Regions from separate parts of the Homo sapiens genome. Here region 1 is linked to region 2. The links are chromatin loops, found by intact Hi-C in ENCODE. Cell type or tissue: dorsolateral prefrontal cortex. All regions are shown on one strand. Links, peaks and the distances in the headings refer to the core of each region. The heading gives the core; the rest is flanking DNA.

Region 1 (14,670 bases), core at 5,758-10,757, 67 kb after region 2:
ACCCAAACCCATATCACATGCTGTCTTGAATGTTGTTGCTCAGGGGTGGAGCCTTTCATGTGACTCATTCCCCCTGCTGATGAGCTCCCAGTCAGGGCCCAGCCAGGTCCTGCCCCTGCCCCTGTGAGAGTGGGGCCTTTTAAAGGTGCTGCTGCCCTGGGTATTAGCACCTGACTATGTCTCTGGCCACATCCTGTGTTTCTTCTGCCTTCCGGCCCTTCTGTTGGTCTTCACAGCTCAGGAGCATCTCCATCAACCCATGGGCATGGCTTCTGAACACCTGGAGCAGTATGAGTTTTGGTGGAGGGCAGTGATCACCCTGACAGCCTGCAGGAGGCAGGGGCTTCCGCCACACTTCCTGATCCCCACCAACACAGGCCTTTGGGGTTGGCTGTACTTGTTCAGCTCTGGTGCAAGAATATAAAAGTTGAGAGACAGAGAAGATATTCCAATAAGAGAAGTTATACCTGAAAGAAAAAGAATATGGCCCAATCCCTCTTAACACTTAGACCACTAGCTGTCAAATATCCCTAGCCTTCCATCCTTTCAAAGGGAGGTCAGAAAAAGATGCTGAGAAGCAAATCCATTCATCCTCGGGAGTATCATGGCTTTAAGAACCTTCCTCAATCTGAAACTTTTCTTCAAAGAGAACGTTTACAAACTCTCTAGAGAACACAATAGAATCTAAAACTGGAAAGACACCTGAAAAGGGGAGAAGATTGCTATCTTCAGGAGAGAAGTACCAGGGAAAAGACACCTCCCAAAAGAGTGCTTTTCACACAAATGAGGGACAGGCAGAGGGCTTGGATTGTATGTCTCCAGAACGAGGTCACTCAGGCGCTTTGCTGGGAAGTGAGAAGACCTTATATGATCTGGGGATGTCTTTAACCAAAGGATCACTGGCGATGGTTATGGACACAGAAAGCGTTGGCTAATCTATGTCATCTGGAGCCCAGCTGGAAGGGATGCGGGTGCAGGCAGAGAGTCCAATGACACCCTGAAGGGCCTCTTTGTTTCCTAGACTAGGAAACAGCATTATCATTTTGCAAATAGGAAGTGAAACATAAGGAAGGCAGAGACCAATGCCTGGCTGAAGTTGTAAGATCAGAATTCCAGAATCTGTACCAGCACTATCACCACTAGCCCCACCCTTAGAGGTAAGGGAGAGGGCACAGAAGGGAAGAATGTAAAGCCATAGAGAAAAGGTCATGGCACACAGGGCTGGCTTACACAGACCTGCCATGTCCAGAGAGGCTCATCTCAGGTCCCCAGTCTTCTATGCTGAGACGCTGGGGCCAGTCTTTTTCCCCCCCTTGCCTTTAACAGTGCCTTATTTCCAGTAAGCACTAGGAGAGTCCAGGGCTGCAGTGAGGAATTGAAGAGTGGACTTGAGGGTCTCCTTTGCACAAGGATCAAAGAATGCAAGATGGCGAGGGCCCCTGTGGCTGTGCTCTGTGGTGGTCCTGGGGCTTCAGTCTGTTTCTAAGGTGTTGCAGGCAGGGATTTTCTTTCATACCATAACATTTTTTTTAGATGATAAATACATGTTCATTTTAAAAATGTGTTAAATCAAGTTTCACCTGAAGCTGCCTCCTTAGCTATTTTTAGTTTGGCCTAAAGGTTTTTCTGTACATCGTGAACTATAACAAGTATAGGTGTAAACAGACCTTAGCCTCCACTTGTACTAATCACCGAGTTTTGGCCAATCAAATGTAGCTGTTTGAACTCTATTCAAATAAGGCAAATGCCAAGCTGTAACCAATCTGGCTGCTTCTGTGCCTCACTTCTGTTTTCCGTAGGTCACTTTCCTTTTTCTGTCCATAAGTCTTCCACCACGTGGCTGTGCTGGAGTCCCTGATCCTACTCTGGCTGGGAAGGCTGCTCCATACCTGAATCACTCATTGCTCAATTACACTCCTTTAAATTTAATTCAGCTGAAGTTTTTCTTTTATCAAATGCAAATAAGCAAAAGGATAATGACAGTTACCTGGAATCCCACCTGCCAAGTTAACTATTTGTGTCATTTTCATACCTTTTCTTCATGACTTAAAAATACACACATGCATGTACACACACACACATATGATTTCTTCAAAAAATGGCATCTCACTACAATGCTCTTTTGTAAGTTTTTTTTTTTTTCATTCAGCTATATATGACGAATATCTTCCCATGTCAACTGGAGTCTTCCACGCATCCTTGTTTAGGCTGCTGAATGTTCCCTCCAATGGATGACGCATCTCAACCTTCTAGTGACGGTGCACCAGACTAATCATTATAAGTTGAGCAACACATTTTTGCCTCTCTTGCACACAGTTTACAACTTTTCTCAATGAAACAGAGGCCTAGAAAAAGGAGGACCAGCAAAAATAGTGGTCCCATGCCAGGCAAACACTGAATCCTGTTTACGAATTCCTTGTTTTTGATGGTTCCCTTAAGCTCCAGTGAAACCTATGGCTTCCCTGAAATAGATAATACTTAGTGATCTGCAAGGTATAGCATTGCTATATAGTTGTTACAATAATAATAATAGTACTGTTATTATACATTAAGTTCTGGGCTTTGAGTCTATAGTGGAAACCTATAAGAAGCTTTAGAATTACACAAAGCGGTAGGCCTGCTTCACATGAGCCACAGATGTGCTCCTGAGAGTTTGGGACAATCTAAGTGTTTAATGGCTCAAATCATACATTTCCACTTAAACTTGGTGATATGGTTTGGCTCTGTGCCCCCACCCAAACCTCATTTTGAATTGTACTTCCATAATTCCCACGTGTTATGGGAGGGATCCGGTGGGAGATAATTGAATCATGGGGGAGGTTTCCTCCACATCGTTCTTGTGGTAGTGAATAGTCTCACAAGATCAGATAGTTTTATCAGGGGTTTCTGCTTTTGTGTCTTCCTCATTCTCTCTTTGCCTGCTGCTGTCCATGTAAGACATGACTTGCTCCTTCTTGCCTTCCGCCATGATTGTGAGGCTTCCCCAGCCACGTGGAACTGTAAGTCCAATTAAACCTCTTTCTTTTGTAAATTGCCCAGTCTTGGGTATGTCTTTATCAGCACTGTGAAAATGGACTAATACACTTGGAAATGGCTAAGTTCCCTTTTTAAATTGGTTTTCAATTTTCCCTGCTCTTAATACTTTAAAATTCTCCCAAGAAGTTAAGGCTGGGTGAACATTAAACCTTCCAGAAGAACATGCTAAAGGGTCGTCCACGTGCAGAGAGTCCTTGTGTGCTGCTTCTGTCACCCCCAGACCCACTGTCCACCTGCCAGCCCCCTTCTGCCCTGGAAGCCTGCCCTGCATGGCTGCATGGACTGCACTCTACAACTCCTGGGCCCTCTGGCTTCTGGGTGGGTTTGGCCAGGGGCCGGGGGAGCCCCAGCAGGAGTTCAGGGGGAGAGAGGAAGGTGAGGCTTCTCATTGCTCTGCATCCCCCGACTCTGTAAAATCACCTGTGGAGGGGCTGTCCTCCTCACAACTTTCTCCTTCCATGTTTCAGTTCTGATAACCTCTCCCTCCCTCACCCCGCTGGATCTGGTGCGAGTGACAGCTCACCTGCTGTGGCCTGGGGTTCCTGCATGGCTCCCCTGCACCTGCCCACACCTTGTAGGTAGTCCGTATATAGAGAAACTCTCCTCTATGATGCTAATTTGAGTGTGCCTTCTGCTTCCTGTTGGGACCCTGCCTGATAAGGTCTGGAGAGTTTAGAAATCCTTTGACAGGAGAATGTGCCTTACCTCAATTTACCAGCAGCTTGAGGGCTTGAAGCCAGCAGAAGCTTTGCTACTTCTCACAAAGTCTCTGCAGAGTTAGGGATAAGGGCACATGAAAGAGGCCGCTCACAACCTAGACAATTTCTACTTTCCCACCTGGCAAGAAAATTCACTTCTACCTCCTGATCCCACATTGATTTGGTGGACATGGCTGTTTTTCGTTATCCCCAAAAGTCATATGCCTGTTTACCCATGTGTGTATGCCAGAGAGAGGTCCACTGCTCAGGTCACTTAAATCCTCTTCAAATGTGCGTTGCCCCTCATGCTGCGGGGGAGGAAACAGACCCAAAGAGGAAGAGGATCTGCCCTGAATGAGCTGCCAGCTAGCCGTAACCCTAGGAATAAAACCCAGGTGCACCTGACCCAAACTGGAGACGGCTGGACAACAGAACTGGCCTGTTAGCTGGGTGCAATCAGCCAGGCAGGAATGATGGTTACTTCTCCACACTGCCAACAGGATCACCTCCCAGTGAGCTGGACCTGATGAAGTAAGGGGCAACCTCCTATTGACCTTCACTACAGAGCCCTGGCTGTAGGAGATACCCAGGCGATATGGGTTGACTTGAATTCATCATTTATTTCAAAGCAGAGGGCAAAGGAGCTGGAAGAGGTCAGAGCTAGTTTGCAGACACAGAAAACCTCACTTCCTGGTGGATTCTTTCTAGGAGGTGCATTTCACAATGGCTGTTTCACCTCTTAGTAACCTGGCAGCTTCCACAGGGCCTTACTGCACACGTTCTGAGCGCCAGGAAAAATGATTCCTCTCACTGCCAACCATGGTTTTTAATATGTGAGCATATGGCTCTGCTGCTTCTTTTCAATCTCCCTCCACTAGTGCTGAGCTACGGCACTGGGGAGGAAACCAGAAACGCAGAGTGGGTTTGTCTGATTTGTCCAAGGGTGTATTTTAGTATTGGTAGCAGAATTCCCTCCGCTCCCCTCCCCTTTCCTCCCTCCCTCCCTTCCTTCCTCCCTCCTTCTTTCCTTCCCCGCTTCCCTCCTTCTTATTCTCTCTTTCTTCTTTCCCTTGAGAGACACTGCAGCCATGTGGGTGGGTGGGCAGACAAGTGGGTGGATAGTAAGATGGAAGAGGGAGTTTCCTTCTTGGGATTCTCATAATTGGTGTGTGATTGACATTCCATTCATCTGGAGGACTGTGATATTAATCGGAAACAGCTTGAGCTGAAACTGCCTCTAGTGTCACAAACATGCTGAACTCGGGCAGGGTCTTCTGTCTCCCTTCTTACTGAGCGACTCCTTCTCTATTTTAAACAACACTCTCTCCAAGTGTCCTTCGCCTCGAGTAACCAGAACATGCAGTTTTTCTCATTTAAACTAAAAAGAACCCTAAACCGTACAGTGGAATGTACAGTGAAATTCCAGGTGCCTCTCCACACAGGAAACTTTTAATTGTTGTACACTGGCAGAAAAAGGTTCACTCCTAAATCAGTAAAGATGATGTGCTCCCTACTTACATAAAAGGAGTTTTTCTACACCCACAACTCCGGCCCTTGCTGATTTCACCTACTTCATATTAGAGATCACTGCAAACCAGCACACGGCCATTCCAGTTTACTCTTGATTGTGGCTGTATTGTATTCCATGGCATGGTTCTATTTAATTTGTTCAACCACTTTTCTACTAATGATCTTAGTCAGCTAGGGCTGCTCTAACAAATACCACAGACTGGGTGGCTTGAAAAATAGAAATGTATTTCTCACAGTTTGGAGCCTGGGAAGTCCGAGATGGAGGCACCAGGAGACTTGGTGTCTGGTGACGGTCCTCTTCCTGTTTTGCAGACAGACGCCTTTTTGCTGGTGGAGAAAGAGTCCCTCCTCTCTCTTCTTATAAGGGTGAGAGGTGAGGCCAGCTGGACTTCCCAGGTCAAGTGAGGACTTGGGGAACTTTGCTGTCTTACCAGAGGATTGTAAAACGCGCCAATCAGCGCTCTGTGAAAGGCACCAATCAGTGCTCTGTAAAATGCACCAATCAGCACTCTGTAAAAAGCACCAATCAGTGTTCTGTAAAACGCACCAATCAGCAGAATTCTAAAAGTAGCCAATCGCAGGGAGGATTGAAAAAAGAGCACTCTGATAGGACAGATACAGAACATGGGTGGAGCCAATAAGGGAATAAAAGCTGGCCAGCCCCCCCCGCCCCCTTCACCCCCCCAGCCAGCCAGCCAGCCTTGGCAACCTGTTGAGGCTTTCTCGCAGTTGGTGTGGCTCTCCACAAAAAACCTTGCTACAGCTCATTCTTTGGGTCTGTGCTATCTTTAAGAGCTGTAACACTTATGGAGAAGGTCCAGCAGCAAGACCACGAACCCGGCAGGAACCAACTCTGGACACAAGGGCATTATTAACCCTGTCACCTCCTAATCCCCTCCCAAGGGTCCCCCTCCAAACACCAGCACAATGGTGGGTAGGCTTTCAGTATATGGATTTGGGGGACACAAACACCCGATTCACAGCATGTCACTTGGGTGCTTTGCAGTTTTTCATGGAGCTTGATTTACATGGGAGCTCCAGGGGTGGAAGAGTGTTCTCCCCGGAATGTGGGGCCTGGCCGTCCCTGCTGGAAGTCTTCCCTGATGTTGCCCTGCTTCTGGAGTCCACAGCCAGTGGTTGAGCCCACAGACCCTTGGCGATGTCACGGCTCGCAGTGAGGCCCCGCCCGTGGTGAGGGAACAGGGCCCAGGGGTTGAATGTGAAGGAGCCAGATAAAGGTGCTTGGGTTGCTGGGTTCACAAGTTGGGCTAACATCGGAGGAGCCTCCAGAGAGCGGGGAGAACCCACTTCTGAAAGCCTGAAGATACAGGCTCTAGTCCCGCCTCTATCGAAGAGTGAAAAATGTCGGGCTCGGCTGACACACTCCTCACGCTCCAGCTCTGTGGTCTCAGGCCACACCTGTCCTGCCTTTCCTCTTCCCCAGCTACCGCACAGTGGGGTGGGAAGCTCCTGTGCTAAGCCCTGCCCCAGCAGCATTCATACTGAGGTGCTTCTCTGAGAAATCCTAGCTGGAGATTCTCTCCCTCCCACGCCCTCTCTGCCTTCCTTCCAGCCACACTCTTCTAATTGTTTCTGCACTCTTCCTTCAGAATCGAAGTGAGGTCAGCAAATCGTGACTGAGCACCTGCTCTGTGCAGCGCCCTGCTTTTCCCTTTTCTCTGTAGGCTTTCAAGTTAGGTGTGGAGGCAGTAGTCTAAGATTCCAAGGTCCGTGGTTTCCCTTTGGGCCGCAGGGGTAAGAAGTCTGCTTCCAGTGGTCTCCGAGGACGGCCCATGGGGGACCGTGGGGGATGGACGCAGCAGCACAATCACAAGACGCCCCTTCTGACCTGAAGGTTGGCCCGCCGGAGGGATGACCAGCCGGGGGTCAGGCACGTCCTGTGTGCCTTGGCTGCCTCCTGCCATCTGGCGACTCTGGCATCGTGATGAGCGTGGGGTCCACGTGGACGCAGCTCTGAGTTTGTCTGAGGGCAGGGAGGCCTCACGCTGCCCAGGGTAGGGTTACGGGAGGCTTGAAGGGGAGGGGCTTAGAGGACCCTGCGGGATTAGTTGGGAAGACCCAACCAGGAGGTGTATGCAGGGGGGAAATGTCAGGTGGTCCCCATCACCCACCTCACCAGTCCCAGGGGGCGGTATGGGCTTCCCCAGGCCTCCAGCTGCCTCCAGCCTGAGGATGTCTGCAAACTGCTCCAAAGTTTGAGTTGCAGTAACAATGGTCCCCATTCACTGAGGAGTCCCCAAGGCCAGGCACTAAGTCAGGCCCTTTTGTAAACCCCTCAGTGAGATGTCAATGCCCACATTTTATAGACGGGGAAAAGAGGAGCTCGGATGTAAACTATGCCCCGGGAACGCAGAGCATCCCGGGAGCCCGCCCCAGAGGAAGCCTGGTTAGCAGCCTGGGGTGGGAGGAGGGGGTCCTGGCCGAGCGGAGGCGGTCGCCTTAGCAAAGCCCTTCAGGCCCTGTCCTCTTTGAATGGGGCTATTTGTCCGTGAACCCATAATATCGGAGCAGACTGAACTTCCTGGCAAACTTTTTGGCAGGGTTTCCCTAATGGAATCTCCAGAGAGAAGAAGTCCCCTGTCCTCCTGGCGTCACTCGTAACCTCCGGCCTGCTCCGCTCCAGGCTGTGCCCAGGGCGCCCTGCCCAGGGAGCTTGTTTGCTCTGGCAGACAGGGAGCCCATTCAGGCCCTCGGTGGCACCCGGTGAGTCTGTCCCGGAGGCCTGGCTGGGCTCCGGCTGGCTCAGGGGGACCTGGCGGGGCCTCCAGAAGCCTCCTTTGGCTCGGGTGGGGCGGGGGCGCTGACTTGACTCTGGCCCATGAGAACGACTGACTTTACAGTTCCGTCTTGCTCCATAAACCAGAAAGCCACTTCCAGCTGGTGGTATGAAGTCTGGTGGGCGGGTGTCTGGTGCCATCCTGTCCGGGCAGGGAGGGGTCCAGCCTGTGGTCTGTCGCAGGCCGATTTTACAGGCCGCCCGTCACCCGGAGCGGGAGCTCTGGCCGTGTCCACAGGGATAATATTTGTTGTACCTGATCCCGACTTGGGACGCCCACAGCTTCCCAGCTTAGCATTTTAATTACGCTGCCATCAGAGAGCTTTCTTTTTCTACAAATAGGGGGTGCCTAGACTTTTATTTTTCAAAGGGTGGGAAACACTAGGTTAAGCTTAAACCACATCTGATTATGAAGAGGCTGTGAGTGATTCCACAGCCAGCCACCACCCAGACTGCCCTGGGTGAGGGCGGCAGCGAGGGCTCTGGCCCGGAGCTCCCCCAGGGTCCCTAGTTCCAGCTCTGAAACAGCGAGAGAGCTTGCGGCCTGGGCTGGCCCCGCACGGGGACAGCAGGCCCACCTGCGGGAACACGGGCAGCTTCGCCGCGCTCCTGACTTCTTGCCTTGTTGGCTGAGCGGTTCACGAATAGCTGAAGGCTGGGATGTTTAAATATTAAAAATGCTTAGCTAAATAAGCTGGCCTGTTTGCTTTTGCTGATAGTCACAGTCTACCCACAGAGCCCTTTCAAACCTCGTCAGTGTTTTGGAAAGTGGATAAGGGACTCATTCAGTGAGGCTCAGGTTTACCCTGAGCCAGGAATGAAGCATGTATTTCATGAAATAAGGACTAGCCTGAGACCACACACACAGGCGGCTGAACTCCAGCGGCCTCCCTCCCCTCCTTCCCCTCTCCCCCCCAACCTCCTCCTCCCTCTCTTCCTCCCCTTCTCCCTTTTCTCTCTCTCTCTCTCTCCCTGGCCCTGACAAACCGGCCATGACTGACACCAGGAAACCCGTAATCGGCGTCAGAGGGGGGTTTCCAGGGCTTAGGGGGCCCTTTGTTATCCTGGAGCTGATGAAAAAATGGATTACGACAGTGTGTGCAGCCCATACTAAAGAGAGCTCACAAAAAAGCCAGGGCCACCTCAACACGGCTTCTCAGAGAAGAAAACGTTGCAGCCAAATGGAATTGTTGAAATCACCTTTGTGTGGGAGGAAAGAAAAAAAAAAAAACACCTCACACATTTTCCCCAAGAATAAGGCTGGTTTTGTCACAACTTGCCCCTAGTTCAGCGGGTCTGGTAGATGCCCCCACCCACCGGGCCCTGCGTCCCCAGCACAGCCTGAGAAGCCTGGCCGGCCTGGCTGCATGGAGCAGTTGCTTATGTCAAATCCGTCACTGTGGGACACAGGGGAAACATGAGGTTATTAGGAGGAGGCTTCTTCGAGGACACACTGGGGCCACGTTACTTGCCCTCTCCTTGCCATCGCCCTCCCTGACTACAAACTTCAAGCCCAGCGAACTGCCTCTGACTGGGCGCTGTTTGAAGTTTGGGAGATGTGAGGCTTTCTTTTTTTCTTTTTGAACTTTTATTTCAAAGTAGGCTCCCGTCTATTCAGGGAGAATGAGGCACTTAAATTCAAGAAATATTTATGGTGCTTCCTAGGTACAATGAACCAGGGTAAATTTTGCAGGGGGAAGGGTGAGGGCAGGGACTGGGCAGGGTGACAGGGGCACAGCCTAGCCCCTGCAGCCCCCAGGGCCTATTGAAATGCTGTAGGGGGCTCCTTATTAAAGGAACATTACCCCAAATCTGCAGCCCATGCCGACATCAGCACTGCATCTGGCTGGCAAAGCTAGCAACGATGTGTCCTGGCTCTTGTTTTCCTTGCCATCCGCTCCCCGCCCCTGTGGGGTTGGGATTGAAGTCCCTTCCGAAGGCCCCAGGGTGCTTCAAGGAGAGTGGCTGGAGTGGCTTGGTGCCTTCTTTCTTCTTACACGCATGCTTTTTGAAATGAGATGTTTTTGCCAAAGACAAGTAAAAAGTGGGGCGCGCTCCGGAGTTCTGGTTTGGTTTGAAATGAAGAACCCACCCAGCTCTAGGGTGTCTCAACGGGGCACGCAGATCTCTGACCTCAAGCAGGGCCACCGGTCAGGAGAAAGCGTTCTTTCTCCTGAGCTTTCCCGGGGGTTTCCCGAAGCCACCTCAGAGTCTGTGACCGCCCCGGCTTCTCCAGCCCACAGCAGAAATCACAAAGAAGGAACAAGGGACGACACAAAGGTTTTCCCTCCACCCATCCCCTTCTTGGGCTGAGAGGCCGCCTGCCGCCTCTGTTGCGGGCACCACCACCCATGATCAGCTCAGTCCTCTTCCAACCCCAGAGCTGCTCCTTAATCCTCCTTGAGGTAAAAACAAACTGTTTTTCCTTTGCTCTCACCCCAGAGAAACTGACACAGATGACTTCTGTGACCAGCAAGCAGTCAATTCTGCAGCATGGCGGGGCGTCCTTTAATTCAATTCAATTCCAACACTATCTACCTAGAGACAGCGGTGGATCCCACAGGTCGAGGGCTCAGTCCCACAAAACTGCCCTCCATTTCCGAGGTGGATCGCAAGCCCCTGATTGCCTACCCTGTCTTTCTGACCAGCCACCTATAAATCGAGGTTCCCACCATGTCCTCCATGGGTTTGATTATTTTGCTAGAGAGGATCATAGAACTCAGGGAGACGCTTAAATTTACCAGTTCCTGATAAAGATATTGCTAAGGATACAAATGGAGAGACGCATAGGATGAGGTGTGGGGAAGAGGCGCGGAGCTTCCGTGCCCTCCCACAGGGCAGCCATCCTCCAGGAACCCCTTCGTGTTCAGCTGTCCAGAAGCTCTCCAAACCCTGTCCTTTTGGATTTTTATGGAAGCTTCATTATGTAGGCAGGATTGATTAAACCATTGGCCACTGGTGGTCAGCTTAACCTTCAGCCCCTCTGCCCTCCCTCTAATCCTGCCTTGGTCTTTCACCAGCTCCATCCTGAAGCTACCTAGGGGCTGCCAGCCATCAGCCCATTCATTAGCATAGAAAAGACAGCACTTCGGAGAGTCTAAGGATGTTAGGAGTTGTCTGCCAGGGAACCTGGTTGAAGATCACATATATATTTTACCATACCAAAGTGCACCTCAAGTCTTCGAACACAGATCCCCTTAAATTGAAAGGATAAACAACTCAGATACTGCCATATCAGTGGAACCCAATTCAGTCCATCAGATTGTATGAATGTCTGCCAGGGCAAGGCCACTCGGGTTTGCCAGTTTCCAGTCCATCTTGTCAGGTTCCAAAAGCGAGTGGTCTTGGCACACACATGGCTTCACGCTTTCAGGCATCTGGGATCACTGAGCTAAGAGACAGTACAGTCTCTCGCTCTGAGCCTCTTTCAAGGTGTTCATATAATATTGGATTTCCCTGTATTTATAATTCATTGATTCATTTCTTTACTCCCAGCTACCATTCCTTCTCTCTCCATTAATACCCAACTTTTCCACCTTTGGAAGGGACATTAGAATCTGCCATTGTGCTGGTGTATATTGCAGACAGCAATACTAGTAACTCCTCCTCAGTCCTCTTTCACCCAGATAGAATAAGGTGACATAAGTACTACAGAACTACCCATGTGTAGCCCTCAGGGCCACCCCATCAGTCTCACTTGCCAGCTGTGTTCAGGGCCTTCCCACCACGGAACCTATCCCGGAGCCATCGGCAGTGTCTTGTCTGTCTTGCGGGCAGACAGAACAGTTCTTACTGGCATCTTGTGCCTGAGAGGGTGCAAGAGGAACGTGTCTAGACTCAGCCCATCTCTGCGCTGCTGTAGTTCCCATAGCCACTCATTTCACGGAGCCAGGTGGCCACCCTGAGTGAGAACAGCAAACAGGGATATCTGCCAATTCCAGGCGACTTTCCAACCTGGAAGGGAGATTTTCTGATGGGTGTTTGATGTGTTGCTTTCATGCAACCCTCAGATTTCCACAGGGCCGGGCCCCATACGGGCATCCCTTTAATAGACCAGGTTTCCATTGCCCCTCTGCCTGACCATGTCGCCAGGCCATTGGCCACTGCCCATGAGTCAGTGAAAACCAGACACAGAGGCTTCGCCACCGCTCAGTCACTGCTAGGAAAGCAGCATGCAGGTCGGCCACCGAGCTGATTTGCTTTTAACTTCCTTGATCAGAGTGGCAGCTTCCAAACAGAATGTTGTCCCCCTGCCTGGAACTGCCATTCACGAACCAAGCAGTGCTTTGCTGGTCAGTTGAGAGCTGGTTATAGGGCAAGATCCAGGTGTCAGTAGGATCCAGCCACTCCTACAACTCCTCACTCTAGTTCCAGAATGAGGCCGAGGGGAAAAGAGGCCCCTTGCTTGGGGTGTCTCCTCGCATTCTTTCCCCAGGTAGCAGGATCCAGTAGAAACCATTTCCATTTCATTATGGAATGCTCCCGGGCACTGCTATTCCCATTAGAGTGTTTATCTGACGTCACCCAAGACGTCGTGGGTATTTCGGGTTTCAAGACCATTTTATGTCCTTCAGTCATAGAGGTAGCTTCAATTAATGTCCCATAGCAAGGCAGTAATACCCTCAAGTCAAAATTCTCTGGTCCAAAGTCTCAGCAGTTGTCGGTGGGAGGCACTCACAGGCTTTTGCCATAAGCTCCAGTTATAGTTCACAGAGGACTTCAAAATAGGCCATCTGTCCCTCCCAGCAGTCCAGCCTCTATTCTTCACTGTGTGGGTTTGGGCAATCTTACTGTTCCCACAAGCATGTCCAATTCATATTGCTCTAAGGGTAGATTTGCATGCTTTCCATTTTACAGTACAAGGCAGGGAGAACATTCCCCAGGCAGATACAATATCCATCCCCATAATACAATCAGATAAAAGAGACGCAACCGCTTCACATGAAGGGTGTTCAAATACACCACCTCTCCCATGCAGGTTTAACTTAATTCCATCCAGCCTGACTTTCTTAACTGTAGCCTCCACTCGGACTTTATCAACATGTTCTGGTTTTACAATACTGGGTAGGAAAAGTGTTCCCCAACCAGATACAATATCCATTCCTATGAAACATCCAGGTAAAGGAGGCAGAAATTATTTGTTTTGAGACAGAGTCTCGCTCTGTCGCCCAGGCTGGAGTGCAGTGGCACGATCTCAGCTCACTGCAACCTCCACCTCCCGGGTTCAAGTGATTCTCCTGCCTCAGCCTCCTGAGTAGCTGGGATTACAGGTGCGTGCCACCACGCCCGGATAATTTTTGTAGTTTTAGTAGAGACGGGGTTTCACCATGTTGGTCAGGATGCTGCTTTCGAACTCCTGACCTCGTGATCCGCCCACCTCAGCCTCCCAAAGTGCTGGGATTACAGGCATGAGCCACCACGCCCAGGCAGAACCTCTTTAAATAAAATCTGTTTAAACATTCCCACTGCCATAACCCTACCAGCCCTAACATGCGTATATTCTGTCGGTCTAACTAGGGCCCTCGTCAGGGCCTCCCCTGTGGATTTCAGTACCACAGTGTGTGGAGTTCTCATTTCAAGGAGACCCAGGAATTTCTCTTCACCACTCCCTGGCCATTTTACCCACTTGTGTGCCTAAGTGGGTCCCTAGCAGGGGTTGAGTCAAGGGACCCTTGCTTAGTTTTGTCAGTCTTTATCTTGATGAACTTGCGGAATTGCCCAGACAATTTCAGATCAGATTTCTCACTGTCATGTTTGCTTCTGACTTCTTAAATTTCTCCAAACTGGGGGAAATAACAGCAAACTTTAGTTTGCTAAACTAAAGTGATCTTAATTGAACAAAAACTGACATTGGTTGAATAACAAAAGACTTCTCGGGGTTTTTAATCATTAAAAAAAATGCCACCCTCCTTCAATATTTGTAGATGTCCAGCAATATCTACTGTGTCTCTGCTAGTATTTTCCATTTTTCATCTCTAGAAATTTCTGGAATCTGCTAGTACTCTCTGCAGTACGAGTCTAAAAGAACACAACATTGGCCAGGCACCATGGCTCATACCTGTAATCCCAGCACTTTGGGAGGCCGAGGCGGGTGGATCACGAGGTCAGGAGTTTGAGACTGGCCTGGCCAATATGGTGAAGCCCCATCTCTACCAAAAATATAAAAATTAGCTGGGTGTGGCTGCACGTGCCTGTAGTTCCAGCTGCTTGGGAGGCTGAGGCATGAGAATTGCTTGAATCTGGGAGGTGGAGGTTGCAGTGAGCTGAGATTGCACCACTACACTCCAGCCTGGGAAATAGAGCAAGACTCTGTCTCAAAAAAAAAAAAAAAAAAAAAAAAAAAGAACACAGCATTTAGAACCGCATTGAGATTCATCCACAGCCACAGGTGTTTAGATGTTGAGGATAGGAAGAGAAAGGCCTGTTCTGGTCTCCCTGTCTGTAGGCATTTGCTTCCTGACCACTGTGGTGGCATGGCAGCTGGGGCTCAGCCTGCGTCTCACCTACCTTCTGGCTTATCTCCCTGATACGCAGGGGCTGGAATGCTCAGCAACTTCACCAAACATTTTTGTACCTGAGCTTTTGTGTGTGAGTTGGAATTAGCCACTC
Region 2 (14,670 bases), core at 6,514-11,513:
GCTCCACGGGAAGTAGAAATGTGTCTGGGTGCTGTGACAAGTGCAGATTCTGTGGCCCAGTCACAGCATTCCAGAGATGTAGTCCACTGTTGTCAGAACCTCCAGCTCTCAAGAAAAGCCAGAAAGCTGGATTTTTTAAAACAAAAGTTTCTGCTTTGGGAAATGCTATGCAGTCCTGACAAAATACATCTTGGAGTCACCAGTATCAACCTCTGCTCTCCAGAAGAGCCCTGGAGAGTTCAGCTTCAGCTGCTCACCCACCCCTGAAGTAAACCCGGGCCTGGGGTGTTCTGCCCCATGTGGGACCTGGATCTGCTCCCTGGTAGAGGAGGGACTGTGACTGACAGCCCCACCAAGCCACCTGGTGTATGGATGGAAAGTCCCCAAAGAAGCCATAGGGTAAACTCTAGGCCTTTTCTAGAGCCACGTGTATGAATCCGTAGTCCCACAGGCCAAATCATCAGAGAAAATTATTCCATTCAAAAGTTGAAGTTGCTTATTTTTTTGAACGGTATCAAAGCAGAGATGAATACACTGGGCTGCTGTGAGCAGCGGTGCCTCTTCTCCAGCCTCCTCCAAGGAATGTGCCTTAGTCAGAAAGTAGGGGACCCTCTGAGGTTGAATTGAAAGTGTGTTTTTCATTTCCTATTCCCGTTTCAGCCTGTCTGATGAAATAAATACAAAGGAACCAGATCCCACCCCTTTGTGACATTTGCTAATTACACCAGAGACTTTGCTTGCAAGGCATTCCCACCTGGGCTGGGGTCTGGACTAGGATTAGCAACTTTCTGGGCCTTCCCAATTTGGGTTCTAGCTGCATAGCCCATCTGGAAGAAAATGTGGTGTGTGTACACTTGATTCATGGTAAACCTCAAGTTTATAATTGTTTAGTTCTCCAGAAATAAATCTTGTGACTATTCTCTCACACTTGATAGAAACCATCATTTCGAGCGAGGGCTTGATGTTGAGGTGTGCTGCGTGGTGCAATGAGTTGAGTGCCAGCAGGGGACCCTTCTGACCTCAATCCTCATGCCCCTCACCCCCCGCACTTGTCACAGAACCAAATATTACACTAGTATTTGCTTTCCTCAAGTTGAATGCATTGTGCACCTATGTTAGCTTAAATGGGTTACACAGATCAGGGATGGCAGTGTATTCTTACCTATAACATGACCTGCTATGGACTGAGTCTGAACTGTTTCATGTACTACACACACCCCTTTCTTTCATAACCAATCTAATAATGGGTATTTTGGGCCCATTTTTCTCAGAGGAAGAAACTGAGTTTTCAGGGCTTGAAATGAATCTATATGTGTGTGTATACACACATATATGGTTTTCTGTAAACTATATATTCCTTATACAGTATAAGCTCCTAATACAGGAGTATCAGGATGTTTTTGGCTACAGCTAATATAAACCCCCAACTCCAAATGACAAGAAAACATCGAATACAAGCATAAGTCCAGATGGATGGCTCTGAGGCTGGTTAATTTCACATCTCAAATGACAGCCTTGGGAACCCAGGTTCGTTCTTTCTGTCTGCCATCCTTGGCAGTAGCTGCATCCCATACAGATATGCCCTCACCCAGAGTGAGGGAGGTGGCCCAAGTGTGTTCTTGGGTGCCCAATTCCCTATTTCACACTTGATGTTCAACATTCTGCACCTCAGCCTCTCTGATTTTTGGCACCAGTGACATCAGTAATACCCATTTTCTTCCAATTAACAAGGAAGTTGAGAAGAGTTCTTAGCTTATGTTTTAGACAGGATGTGTATATCAGTCAGGGCTGCGAACCAGTGAGAATTTTCTCCATTGAAAGTGACTCAAGTCGCGTGTCCTCATTTCTGGCTTCTGTTCTCTGTATTGATAGAGAGCTTGGATTTGGAAATCTGGTTCCACCAGTTACAAGCTGTGTCTTTGTGCCTCAGTTTGTGCATCTGTTTAATGGGGATCTCATTAGAACCTGCCTCTAAAGGTTGCTGTAAGGATTAAGTAATTTAATACAGGGGAAATCCTTAGTACAGGGCCTGGCCTGTCGTAAATTATTAATGTTATTATCTAAGCTTCCTGCTGCTGCAGGGGACATGGAGGAAAATGCTCTGACATGACATCTGTACAACTTGTGTTCCAAAGGAAAAGAGAGGGCTACTCCTCCACCTCTGATCCCAGGGGAGGACTCCATGGGCCTGGATTGTGTGTGGCGCCCTCCCGCCAAGGCTAGGCCCTATGGCAAGGCCCTGTGAGGAATGTACTGAGCAGATAATACTCCAGGTGACCCATGACCACTTGGTTTCTTTTTGAATCCAGAGGAGTTGTCATTTTGACTGGATATGTTGAACATATTACATACCATGTTAGCTGCTGTGGTTCTAACAAATATTTGGGTCATGATGCAATCCTTTATTCTCAGCTTAGAGTGCAATCACATGTCTAACGATTCTCTCTGTATTTGATAGAATTTATATTGCTGAAAATGAAATTTTGGAGGGGCAAATAACACCTTCAGCTTTAACAGACATTTAAAAAAACTGTTGTATTTTTTGTTATATAAGCATTACATATGAATAAAACTATGTGCAGATCTGAAATAACGCAGGCAGCAAAAGTGTGTCTCACTAGGGTAATGTTAATAATGTGCATTGCTTAGAAAGCACCTGAAATACTTACATCAAAATGACCACCTTAGACTGTCCTGTGTCCTCGCCCACAGTGCTGTGGGCTCCTCCCAGCACTTAGCTTCTCCCACAATGCCATGGTATCCTCCCGGCCTCGAGCTCCTCCTACAATGCCAGGGCTCCTCCCTAGACCCCAAGCTTCTCCCACAGTGCCGTGGGCTCCTCCTCAGCCCCTGAGCTTCTCCCACAATGCCGTGGGTTCCTCCCCAGGCCTGAGCTCACCACAGGTCTTTGCCTGCACCACCAGATTCTAGGATCTTCAGGGGTAAAGAGGGAGCTTTTTTCACCTTTCTATCCCCAGCCCTCTCTGCAGTGACAGGAACACAGTAAGTGCTCTACAGCTGTTTTTTGAACAAAACTGATACTGTATATCAAAACGTATTTTTCTTTCTTATTTACTCTCAATTTGCAAATAAAAATTGTATATATTTATCATGTACAACACATTTTAAAGTGTGTATACCTTGTGGAATAACTAAATCAGAGTAATTAACATGCATTACCTCACATACTTAGCTCTCTTTTCGCAGTGAGAACAATTAAAATGTACTCTCAGCAATTTTCAAGAATGCAGTACATTGTTATTAAATGGGGTCGCCATGTTGTGCAATAGATCTCTTGAACTCATTCCACCTATCTCACCAAAATTTTGTATCCTTTAACAAACATCTTCCCAGCATCCCTCCCCCATCCAGTCCCTGGTGCTCCTCTGAGTTTGACTTTTTAAGATTCCACATATGAGTGAGATCTTGAGGTATTGTCTTTTGTGCCTGGCTTATTTCAGTTAACATAATGTCCTCCAGGTTTACCCATATAGTTGGAAAATGACGGGGTTCCCTTATTTTTTTAAGGCTGAATACCACATTTTCTTTATCCATTCATTCCATTGATGGACACTTAGATTGATTCCTTATCTTGGCCATTGTGAATAGCGCTTCAGTGAACACAGGAGTAGAGGTATCTCTTGGGCATACTTAGACATACTGATATCATTTCCCATATCCACAAGTGAGATTGCTGGATCACATGGTCATTCTATTTTTAATTTTTTGAGGAGCCACCGACTGTTTTCCATAATGGTTGCACTAATTTACATTTCCACCAACAGTGTGCAAGGGTTCCCTTTTCTCCACATCCTGGCCAACACTTATTATTTTTCATCTTGATAAAACCCTCCTAACACATGTGAGGTGACATCTCATTGTGGTCAAACCACATTTTCTCAGGAGGGATGCAGTATAAATCATTGTTCTGGTGCCTAAAACTTGCCATATGTGAGCAAGTATTTAGCAAGTACTTTAAAAAATGCTGATAGCATTGTTTCCTAAACGTCAAAGTCAGAGACCTCCAACAAACATTTTAACTTTAATTTTTATCAACATATGAACATAGTTTAATACAATTTTAAAAGTGAATGGATTTTACAACAACACAAAACCAAAGTAGTCTTGTCACCCGCCCCACTCACCCTCATTCCCACTCCTATGGCAAACATTTTAACTCTTTTAGTTCCTTCTTCTGATGTTTATGTCCATACTGTGAAGCAACAAGTTTACGTTGCTATTTCCTAATTTTTTCAGTTTTAGATCTCAATTAACTTCTCACCATTAAATATAAATTTTGACTCCTTTTATTTAGACTTCCTCTCCACACTCTCCCAATATAGTTATCTCTACAGTTTAATTTTTGGTTAAATCAAAGTTCGGTTTTTACAATATCATGATTATATAAACAACCAAGTGCAATAGTGTACTTTGTTTTTTTTTTCTTTCATGATCACTATTTTGTTTCCCTGGGAGTTTCTAGTTGCCTTAATTTTCATTTCCTATTGTGTAATGTACCTGTCATTTACTCATCCTCAACTTCTTAGCCTGAGTATACATTTCTCAAAACGTTCCAATACATCAGGTAATCTATGTGACTCCTGTTTTTCTTGGTGATTATCTTCCTAGAGATTTCTGTTTAAATCTATCAGGTATTCTACTCAGTTCTCCCTTTACCATAGATTTCTTTTCCATATCTTTTCCAGAACTTTTCTCTTCCAGTATGGACTGGTGTTTCCTTAGGCCAGCTATAGGGCTGTCATCAACCTAGGGTTCTTCTCCATCAACCCTGGAGTTCTCGTTTTTGATGGATATCCTGTTCCTGTGTCCTACATCTTCCTCATTCCTGGTATGTTTTCTTGCTTGATGACACACAACCTCCACCAGCTTCCTGAAAATAAAATCAATAAAAAGTAGTGGTGTTTTAATTAATATTTTGAGACTGGCATGTCTGAAAATGTGTTTATCTTACTTTCACACTTTTACTGAAAGTAAAATGTTTTTACATTGTGGGTTGGGGGCTAAAAATGCTAGGTTGGAAATCACTTGGAAGGCATCACTCTTCTGGCTTCTAGTCTTGCTCTTGAAAACCCCAGTACCATTCTGATTCCTGCTTGATATGGTTTGGCTGTGTCCCCACCCAAATGTCATCTTGAATTATAGCTCCCATAATCCCCACGTGTTGTGGGAGGTGATTGAATCATGATGGCAGGATTTCCTGTGCTGTTTTTGTGATAGTGAATAAGTCTCATGAGATCCGACAGTTATATAAAGGGAAGTTGCCCCACACATGCTCTCTTGCCTGCCGCCATGTAAGATGTGCCTTTGCTCCTCCTTTGCCTTCCACCATGATTATAAGGCCTCCCCAGCCATGTGGAACTGTGAGTCCATTAAACCTCTTTTCTTTAATAAATTACCCAGTCTTGGGTATGTCTTTATTAACAGTGTAAGAATGGACTAGGGAGGCTGAGGCGGGTGGATCACGAGGTCAGGAGATCGAGACCATCCTGGCTAACACAGTGAAACCCCATCTCTAATAAAAATACAAAAAATTAGCCAGGGGGAGTGGTGGGCACCTGTAGTGCCAGCTGCTAGGGAGGCTGAGGCAGGAGAATGGTGTGAAACTGGGAGGTGGAGCTTGCAGTGAGCCGAGATTGTGCCACTGCACTCCAGCCTGGGTGACAGAGCGAGACTCCGTCTCAAAAAAAAAAAAGAAAAAAGAGAATGGGCTAATACACTGCTCCTTTATGTGGCTCTGGTTGTCTCTCCAGAAGATTTAGAGTTTTCTCACTTTTCCCAGTATTTTGAAATCCCAAGGTGATCTGTTGTCATAATACTACAGTAGTTGGTGGGACTCTTGTAATAGATTCATCTGCCCAATGCACAGCAAGTCAATATGCTGAGACACCAGGGAGCAGCAGAGAACAAATTAAATAATTATAGGGCAGCCTAATGAGATGGGAGGAAACCGCACATCCACCTCCCTGAGGAGTTTGGGGCTAGGGATGTTAAGGGGTTTGGAGTGGACTGAGGTGTGGGGATCATTGATTGATTGATGAATTCAGGGTAAAGTCATGGGAAGGGGAGATGAAGAAACATTCTCATGCTGATATAGTTCTTCTATAAGGGTTTTCACACTGGTTGATGTCAGCTGTTCTGCTAGAATTCAGAATCTGAAAAACATTGTAAGCAATTCTTAAGCAAAAGCTCTATGATTCTAGCATCAGAGATCCTCTTTATCTTCCAACTTTTATGAGAAAGTTTTAAAATTTCATGTTATCATTTTTATGTGTTCCTCTTAATATGGCACCTTGATCTTGTTTTATGGATGCAACATCTCCCTTTTTCACTAAAAAATAAATTACAAATTTTATAAAGGTATCTTGTTCTCTATATTACCTCTCATTCCTTTATTATGTTTTTTTCTTTCTTTCGTAAAGACTTTCCTCAAATATCTGCTACTCCTGAGTCCATTCATATTTAAAGGGCAAATGGCTAGACTAAAAAGATGATTGGAAGCCAGGTGTGGTGGCTCATGCCTATAATCCCAGCACTTTGGGAGGCAAAGGTGGGAGGATTGCTGGAGCCCAGGAGTTCGAGAAAAGCCTAGGTAACAAAGCAAGACCCTGTCTCTACAAAAAAAATTTAAAAATTAGCTGGGCATGATGGCACATGCCTGTAGATCCAGCTACTTGGGAGGCTGAGGTGGGAGGATGGCTTGAGCCTGGGAAGTCAAAGTGGCAGTGAGCCATGATAACCCCACTGCACTCCAGCCTGGGTGAAACCACAAGACCCTGTCTCAAAATTTAAAAATAAACAAACAAACAAATAAATTAGGTTATTGGAAACTCTGCATGCAAAGGTTTCTCTTTCAGTAGGACTTCCCAGAAGGAAACTGGCTATTTTGTTGAGGAACTCTTAAACATTATTATCTGCAAATCCTATCTCTGGGATTGATGAGTTTCCCCAGAGAAGAATTCTCTAATTTCCTGAGCCTGGCCTAGTTCACAGCCAAGTGAGGAAAGGGGATGCCACAGGGCTTGATTTTTATTACACTCCACTGTTTTCACCTAGACCTGGGTCCTGAGCCTGGACTCCCTTTCCTTTGTCTTCTCTAGAAAGTGACAACAACTCCCCCCATCCACTTGTCTTCTTCTGGATGAGGGAGGGGTGGTCCCAGTCCTGAGTGAGGTAAGCAAGGGAATCTCTGACTTCTTCTTTTATAGATTTTCAATTAATCCTCTCATTTTTAGCCCACTGGGATATTCCCCATGAGCAATGCCCTATGCTTCCACTTCCCAAGACTCCCTGGGTTCTGCGTTGTGAATCTGCCCAGCAGCTCCTGCCCCAGCCCTTGAAGTGCTAGCTTTCTGCATCCTGTGGTCTGTTCACTTACTCACTGCTAGATCTGACTTCCTCTTGCAGTCATTCAGTTGACCTCTCTCTGCTGTGACTCCTTTCATGTTCTCTTCGCTTTTGTGCGCCAATGTCTTTTTGTCCCTTTCCTGTCACTTTCATGGAGGGTTAGGAGGGAATAGAGACAAATGGCTGTGTGCAATTCATCATGCTTACATAAATTTCCATAAAGCCACAGCTCCTGATGTTGTTAACCGTCCCACCTGTGTGTTTCTTATCCACCCTCACCCCGCACTGGGGACAATCCCATTGTCTGCTAACTGCTTACCACATTTCCAGTGAAATGACCTTGCCTTTCATTTGGATTTGGGGAGGGGCAGAGTGTTAGGATCTGCATAACAAGATCCCCCACTTTCAATGTAGAATCAAGAATGGGAAATAAAGCAACCCTTGCTAGTTTCCAAAGTATTAGATACCGCTCCTGGGTCTCAGTAACTCTGAATATGCCAGACTTTTATCAAGGAGTAAAACAGTCACCCACGCCTTTGTGAAAGCTCGCAAGTTTGAAATTGTGCCGAATGAGGAAAAGCTTCCACACCAGACAGTTCCAGGTGCCCCTCTGAAAGAGTTATCCCTTTGCCTCAAAAAGAAAACAAGACACAACAAAAAACAAACAAAAAAACCCCCCAAGAAACAATGACAACAACAACAACAAAACCCTCTGTGGTCACAATGGAGAAAAGGTAGGACTAGGGGGCAGCGGGGCTTGAGAACCCTGCCCTCAAATGTTTATATAAAAGGAAGAGCTGCCTGGCACGGTGGTAACTGAGCTGTGTCCCTTCCAGGCTGAGCTCTGTCTTCAGCTGGACAATTTGAGCCAGCTGTGCCTGTTTCTTCCCCAGGGCTGAGAAGGCTTTTATTCACAGGCAGTTTCCTGGGATTGCCATTAGTGAAGACAGGGATCAAGGACTCACAGACAATGCCCTGCAAAGACAGCCACTCCCTTGGCAATTGGGGCAGAGTTTGCATCTTGGAGCTGGAACCTTGGCGGCCCCTGAGCACAGTGTTCTGGAGGAGTCTGTGCTGAAGGGCAGCCTGGAAGCCTGTGGGACATTGGGAACGGTACCAGCTGGGGCCTGGGCTTGCCCCTGGGTACAGAATGTTTTATTCAGTGGGCAAAGCAGTGCCAGGGTGGATGAATAAAGCCTTCAGATTCTGCATGGGGGTTTGTTTAACTCTCCCCCTTCTCATCCTCTGAACACAGCCAGAGGCATTTGGAACATGGCCCATATGATCATATCATTGGTGACAATGGAATCCAGGCCACCCAAAATCAATGAGTCTCTAACAAGGCACAACTGGCTGCTGGGACTTGTCTCCAGCATTGCAACATTGCCAGCTATTCTTTGTCTAAGTGCACTCATGTTAATGTGTAAGCCATTTCCTTCCCAGTGAGAAGGTTCTTTGTGAGATTGCTCTGTATGCTCACACTTGGAGACTGAAAGTTGGACTCGTAGGTACTGAGCGTCTTGTTGTGGAGACCAGATGCAATGCCTGGGCCTCCTGCTCCAGCTCCCATCCAGCCCTGGGTCAAAGCCTGCAGGCGAAGGACAGGACAGCAGAGTGAGCTCCAGGATGTGGAGGAAGGAAGATGAGGTGTGGTGGGGAAAGGGTAAGTGGGTGTGGAGGGTAGAAAAGTGTCCCCGAAAAGATAGCTCCAAGTCCTTACCCCGGTCCTTGCAAATGTGACCTTATTTGGAAATGAGATTTTTGCAGATATGATCTAGTTAAAGGTCTCAAGATGAGATCATCCTGGATTTAGGGTGGGACCTAAGTCCATTGACTAGTAGATATTTTTGCAAGAGAAAGGAGAAGATTTGAGACACAGAGAGACACAGAGGGAAGAAAGCCGTGTGAACTTGGACTCAGAGATGGGAGTGATGCTGTCACAGCTAAGAAATGCCAGGAAGCACCACAAGTTGGAAGAGGCAAGGGAGGGATCCCCCCCAGAACCTTCAGAGAGATCGTGGCCCTGCCAACACATTGATTTTGGACTTTTGGTCTCCAAAACTGTGAGAGAGGAAGTTTCTCTTGTTTGTTTTTTGTTGTTGGTGGTGGTGGTTTTTTGTTTTTTGTTTTAGATGGAGTCTCGCTCTGTCGCCCAGGCTGGAGTGCAGTGGTGCGATCTCGGCTCACCGCAAGCTCCGCCTCCCGGGTTCACCATTCTCCTGCCTCAGCCTTCCATGGAGCTGGGACTACAGGTGCCCGCCAACACACTCGGCTTTTTTTTTTTTTTTTTTTTTTTTTGTATTTTTAGTAGAGACGTGGTTTCACCATGTTAGTTCTCTTGTTTTAAGCTGCCACATTTGTGGTACTTTTGTTATGGCAGCCCTAAGGAGCTAATTCACAGGAGAGATGGGGAAGGGAAGAGGCAAGAAGATAGAAAGATGAGGAGGTGGGGACAGGGACAGCCATGCAGGCTGAGGCAGCAGGGGTGGAACAGCTCCCCTCCCTGTCATAGTCGCTTCATAACAAAATATCCTGGACTGGTGGCTTAAACAACAGAAATTAATTTTCTCAGAGTTCTGGAGGCTGGAAGTGAAAGATGAGGGTGCCAGCATGGTCAGTTTCTGGTGAGGGCTCTCTTTCTGACTGGTAAACGGCTGCCTTCTGGCTGTGTCCTCGTAGGAGAACAGAAGGCAAAGGAAAGCTCTCTAGCTTCTCTTCCACCACGAGCTTCAAATCTAAACCTGATTATCTCCCAAACACCATCACTTTGGGGGTTAGGGTGTCAACATATGAGTTTAGGGAGGATGCAATTCAGTTGATAGCAGGCCTTCATGCATGGGTGTCCCAGCATAGGTCTGGCAGTTTAGAGGCCAGAACTACACGGAATCTTGCTATGCAAAATGGGCAAAAACACCATTGATTGAAGGATAATTTAACCCGGAGCAGAGAAGTTACATTGAGAATCGAAAAATGACACCCTTGCCTTGGGGTTAACGAGGCTGAAAATAAAGACTAAACCAGCAGTAGTCTGGATGAAGGTGAAGGCAGGTGGGGCATCATTCATCAGACCTGGGAAGTGGGGGCGCAGGGCTTATCTGTTTGGGCCTCATCACTGCTCTCCCTATCATCTCCTGTCAGAAATAATTCCCTGACTGGTGTCCCTTCCGTTTCGGGATGAATTGTCCTCCAGCTGCTCCTGATTCCTGCGTTAAAGTCCTGGTGTGATGGCTCACATCTGTCATCCCTGCACTTTGAGAGGTGAGAGGATTGCTTGAGGCCAGGGGTTCAAGACCAGCCTGGGCAACACAGTGAGACCCCATGTCCACAATAAAAGAAATTAGCCAGGCATGGTGGTGGATGCCTGTAGTCCCAGCTACTCAGGAGGCTGAGGCAGGAGGATTGCTCGAGCCCAGGAGTTGGAGGCTACAATGAGCTGTGATTGTGCCACCGCATTCCAGGCTGGGTGACAGAGTGAGACTCTGTCTCAAAACAAAAACAAAAACAAAGACAAAAACAAATCCTAACCCTTTAGTACTTCAGAATAAGACTGTATTTGGAGATAAGGCCTTTAAAGAGGCAATTATGTTAATGAGGTCATTAGGGTGGGTCCTGATCCAATATGATGGATGTCCTTGTAAGAAAAGGGAACTAGGACGCAGACATGTGCAGAGGAAAGACCATGCAAAGACACAGGGAGAAGACGGCCCTCTGCCAGTCAAGGAGACAGGCATCAGAAAAAAATCAATCCTGCCAACACCTTGATCTCGGCAAAGCTCCAGGCATGTGAGAAAATAAGTTCTGCGGCAGCCACCCAGGCTGTGGTAGTTTGTTATGGCAACCATCACCCACTAAGACACCGTCTCCAAGACCCTCCTCTATAGACAGACACCTGATGCCCAGGCCACCCCTCAGATGCCAGGGGAAGCTGGCTGGGAAGGGCATGGGCTTTGGAGCCACCAGCTACACCCTGGAATCTCTGTTCATGGCCTTCTAACTGTGGGACCTTGAGCAAGTTACTCCATCTCTTTAGTCTTGGAGATCCATAAAGCTGGAGGTAATGAACTCTCCCCAGAGCTGTGCAAATTAAATGAACTAACAAGTAAAAAGATAGATTTATTTATTTATTTTAGACAGGGCCTCCCTCTGTCACCCAGGCTGGAGTGAGTGCAGTGTGCGATCACAGCTCACTGCAGCCTCGACTTCCCAGGCTCAACTGATCTCAGCCTCTGAAGGAGCTGGGATTACAGGTGTGTGCCACCATGCCCAGCTAATTTTTTCATCTTTTGTATGTTGCCCAGGCTGATCTCAAACTTCTGGGCTTAAGAGATCCTCCTGCCTTGGCCTCCTGAAGTGCTGGGATTATAAGCATGAGTCACCTCGCCCAGCCATGTAAAAAGATTTAATATGCCTGAGGCCCAAGGACTCTAATACGTTCTCCAATTTTACCTACTCTAGGGGACATTTGCTGTGTTTTGCAGCCACACTGGGCAGCCTGTCTCTTTGGAGGAAATGCCAAGATCTGCGGGGGTCTGGCCCTGTTTCCCACTGTGTGCAGATGAATCTTCTAACCACCTGTCTTCTGGAAGTGGGGACAGGAAGTGGAGCCAGTTCTGCCAGGTCCTCCCATTCAGATGGTGGGCTCCTGAAGAAGTGACATAGAGAACTCATGGAGGTGACAGTGGAGACAGGCTCCCAGCGGAGGGCAGCAAGGACCAATGATGGTGTGAGTGTCCACTGAGAGTGCCATTGGTGGCGTCCCAGGCAGCAGGTTCTGTAGGATGACCTCACTGTCATCTATGCTTGTTTCCCTGCTTGCAGTCAATCTCCTTGTCCTCTGCCTTGTCCTCTTGGGGCCTGTTCTTGGCTGGCAATCATATTGGAAAGTTATCTAACAAATTATTTCACACTAAAGTGAGAAAGATTTAGATAAGTAGTCATTTTCCTAAAGGCACTTGCATTTTAAGAAGGGAAAGGAAACAGGTAAGGCTAAGCATTTCATTTAACTGGCAGTGGAAAACGTAATCATTTTTAAAAATAATTTATAATTTTATAATTTTTAATTTTTTTTTTATAGAGACAAGGTCTCTCTATATTGCCCAGGCTTGTCAACTCCTGGCCTCAAGTGATCCTCCTGCTTTCGCAAATCCCAAAGTGCTGGGATTACAGGTGTGAGCCACCATTGTCCGGCAGGGAAAGTTCATTTTTAAGGCTGACTATGTATGTACCAAGGGCCTATTATTCCCCTGGGATGCTGGTGTTCAAGGCATTGTCTAGTCTGGCATAGGTGAGGCACATTCATTTGAGTGGCCACCTCCCATGTTGCCTACTCGGCTGGCACGGTGGAGAGCTTAGCTGTCTTTTGAGTCTGTGACTTGTTTAGACTTTACTGGTTTAATCAGAAGGCTCTGAATTTCATACTTAAATTCCCATTCAGGTGTCTGGCTGACCAACATTGGCAGGTAAAGGTAACATTTTGGTCAGATGAGGAAGGGGGTGCCGGGAGGCAACAAAGAGGTATTTTCCCCAGTGTCTTACTCCTTTGTTCAGTTTTGATGACATGTAGCACGACTAAGAAAAGAACTTCTAGGCCAGTCCAGTGGTGCAGGGTGTGGGTAGGGTAGAGAACCGTACAAGATGGAGATCCCAAAGAGAGCCTGTGCCCAAATGCAAATTCCTGGTCAATTATTTCAGCCAGTTCACAGTGACTGCCTGCTTCTCCCTGCGTTATTTTCACTGGGACCTGAATCAACTCTTGATTCTTGAATCTAGAGAAGGGAAAGGAATCCAGGACAGAAGGTGGGCAAAAAAGGCAGGAGCGCGAGGTGGCTGGGAAACGGGCGTTCTCCATTCATTTCTCACTTCCAAGTCTGACCTAAGCAGGTCTAGCAGGAAGGGCAGATTATCACGCGCAGCAAAGAGACAGGACTGAAGTTTGGCAAGTAGCACAATCCCATCCTCAGGCTCTTTATTTATGTCACTGCCATGAAATCCACTTTGTGAAACAGGGGGCCTTGTCTGTCTGCTCAAGACATGTCTGGGAGAAGAGGTGGACACCTTCTCCACATCGAGAAGTCAGGGTGCCCTGAGCTTCTGCTATGGCGCTTACCCAGAACCTGGGGAGAGAGGCTGCTGCCAAAGAAACAAATACGTGGGTGTCTTTCCTGGTTCCCAAAGGGCTGACCTTAGAGTCACCCGATTGTGCTGCTTACATCCCTCCAGGGCTTTGAAACACATGCTTAGCTCTTGTGGCTAAGAAATGGACACTGCTGAAACGGACACTAAGCTCTTGTGGGGAAGCTCTTGTGGTGCCTAACTGCATCAGAAGGCGATTCTGGCTTTGAGGCTGGGAAGCTTTCGGAGGTGCTTTTCAAATGCAAGCTTATGTCACCTTTAGGAACATTTTTCAATTCGCTTTCTGCTGGCCAGGCTCGCAGCTCCACGCTGTCGCCTGCTCCTGCCTCTCTGTGGCTCCCAATGTCCAGCAGGCACAGACTTGACGGTTGTCTCTGTGCAGAATTCCCCTCACTTTCTGCTTCCACAGGCTGACTTCGTTCGTGCTGTTCCTGCTCCCTGCTCCGGTTACAGCCACAGGCTCCTCCACATTCTTCTGTCTGCCTCCAGTTTCTTCTTCTCACTTTAATCAGTCTTGTCCACCATTGCCAGATAATTAAAAAACAAAACAAAACAAAAACTAAGCTTCCATATTATCTACAAAATAGTCAAGGTCTTTCTTCCATGTTATCTACAAAATATTCCAGGTTGTTCTTAGCCTTTTAGGAATCAGAGGAGAATTTCAACCCATTATGGGTTTAGGCCTCCAAGACTCTAACAGAAGAGGGACACGGTGGAAGAATAATGGGAAGTGGAAATCTTACCCCTGGCAGGGTGTCCCGGTTCTGGATGCATGCCCAAGGAAACACAAACGATAATTTTTACAAATCAAAGCCATGCAAGTCCCATGGAGACATATTAGAACATGTTTTCTTAGATTTGTAAGTCATAGGACCAAAATTGGTGGCTGAATGGCACTGAGGGAGAGTCTGATAGGTTACTAACTAAGGGGTGCTCTATGTTGCCACAGACTAGGTGGAAAAGGAAGGGGTAGGGAAAGCCAGGGTGGTGATCCTGAGAAAGAAGTTGGATGAGAAGACTCTGCGCCTTCTAGCCATGCTCAAATGCTAGTGATAAACACACACAGACAACATACAGTGAAGTACACACACACAGAGTCTCACACACCTTGCACGGTGTGTGAGCACCTTGCATGCTCTTGGGCATCTACAGCACTCATTTCACTGTCAGGTT

What was found. A loop is a pair of places that touch in the nucleus more often than their neighbours do. Peaks named below come from ENCODE experiments on the same cell type or tissue, not always from the same donor. Only the 100,000 strongest peaks of a DNase experiment are listed, where the experiment ranks them.
Region 1: a loop joins it to region 2, with 13 times the contacts of the local background. A loop is called at or near these places in 5 of 110 quality-filtered maps.

The regions. Positions count from the first base shown.
Region 1 is chr9:96,042,731-96,057,400 of GRCh38, reverse strand. No RefSeq gene overlaps it. Among named protein-coding and RNA genes, the nearest start is that of LINC00092, 28 kb to the right of the region's middle. In dorsolateral prefrontal cortex, for the core only: a CTCF peak has its summit at 7,936; DNase peaks (open chromatin) are centred at 7,083, 7,960, 9,010 and 9,433; H3K4me3 peaks cover 1,495 bases; H3K27ac peaks cover 3,654 bases.
Region 2 is chr9:96,110,588-96,125,257 of GRCh38, reverse strand. LOC158434 (a long non-coding RNA gene) reads left to right here and starts at 8,847. Exons shown (of 3, transcript NR_132344.1): 1 at 8,847-9,012; 2 at 10,504-10,623. In dorsolateral prefrontal cortex, for the core only: a CTCF peak has its summit at 8,722; a DNase peak (open chromatin) is centred at 8,477; H3K4me3 peaks cover 1,410 bases; H3K27ac peaks cover 3,441 bases.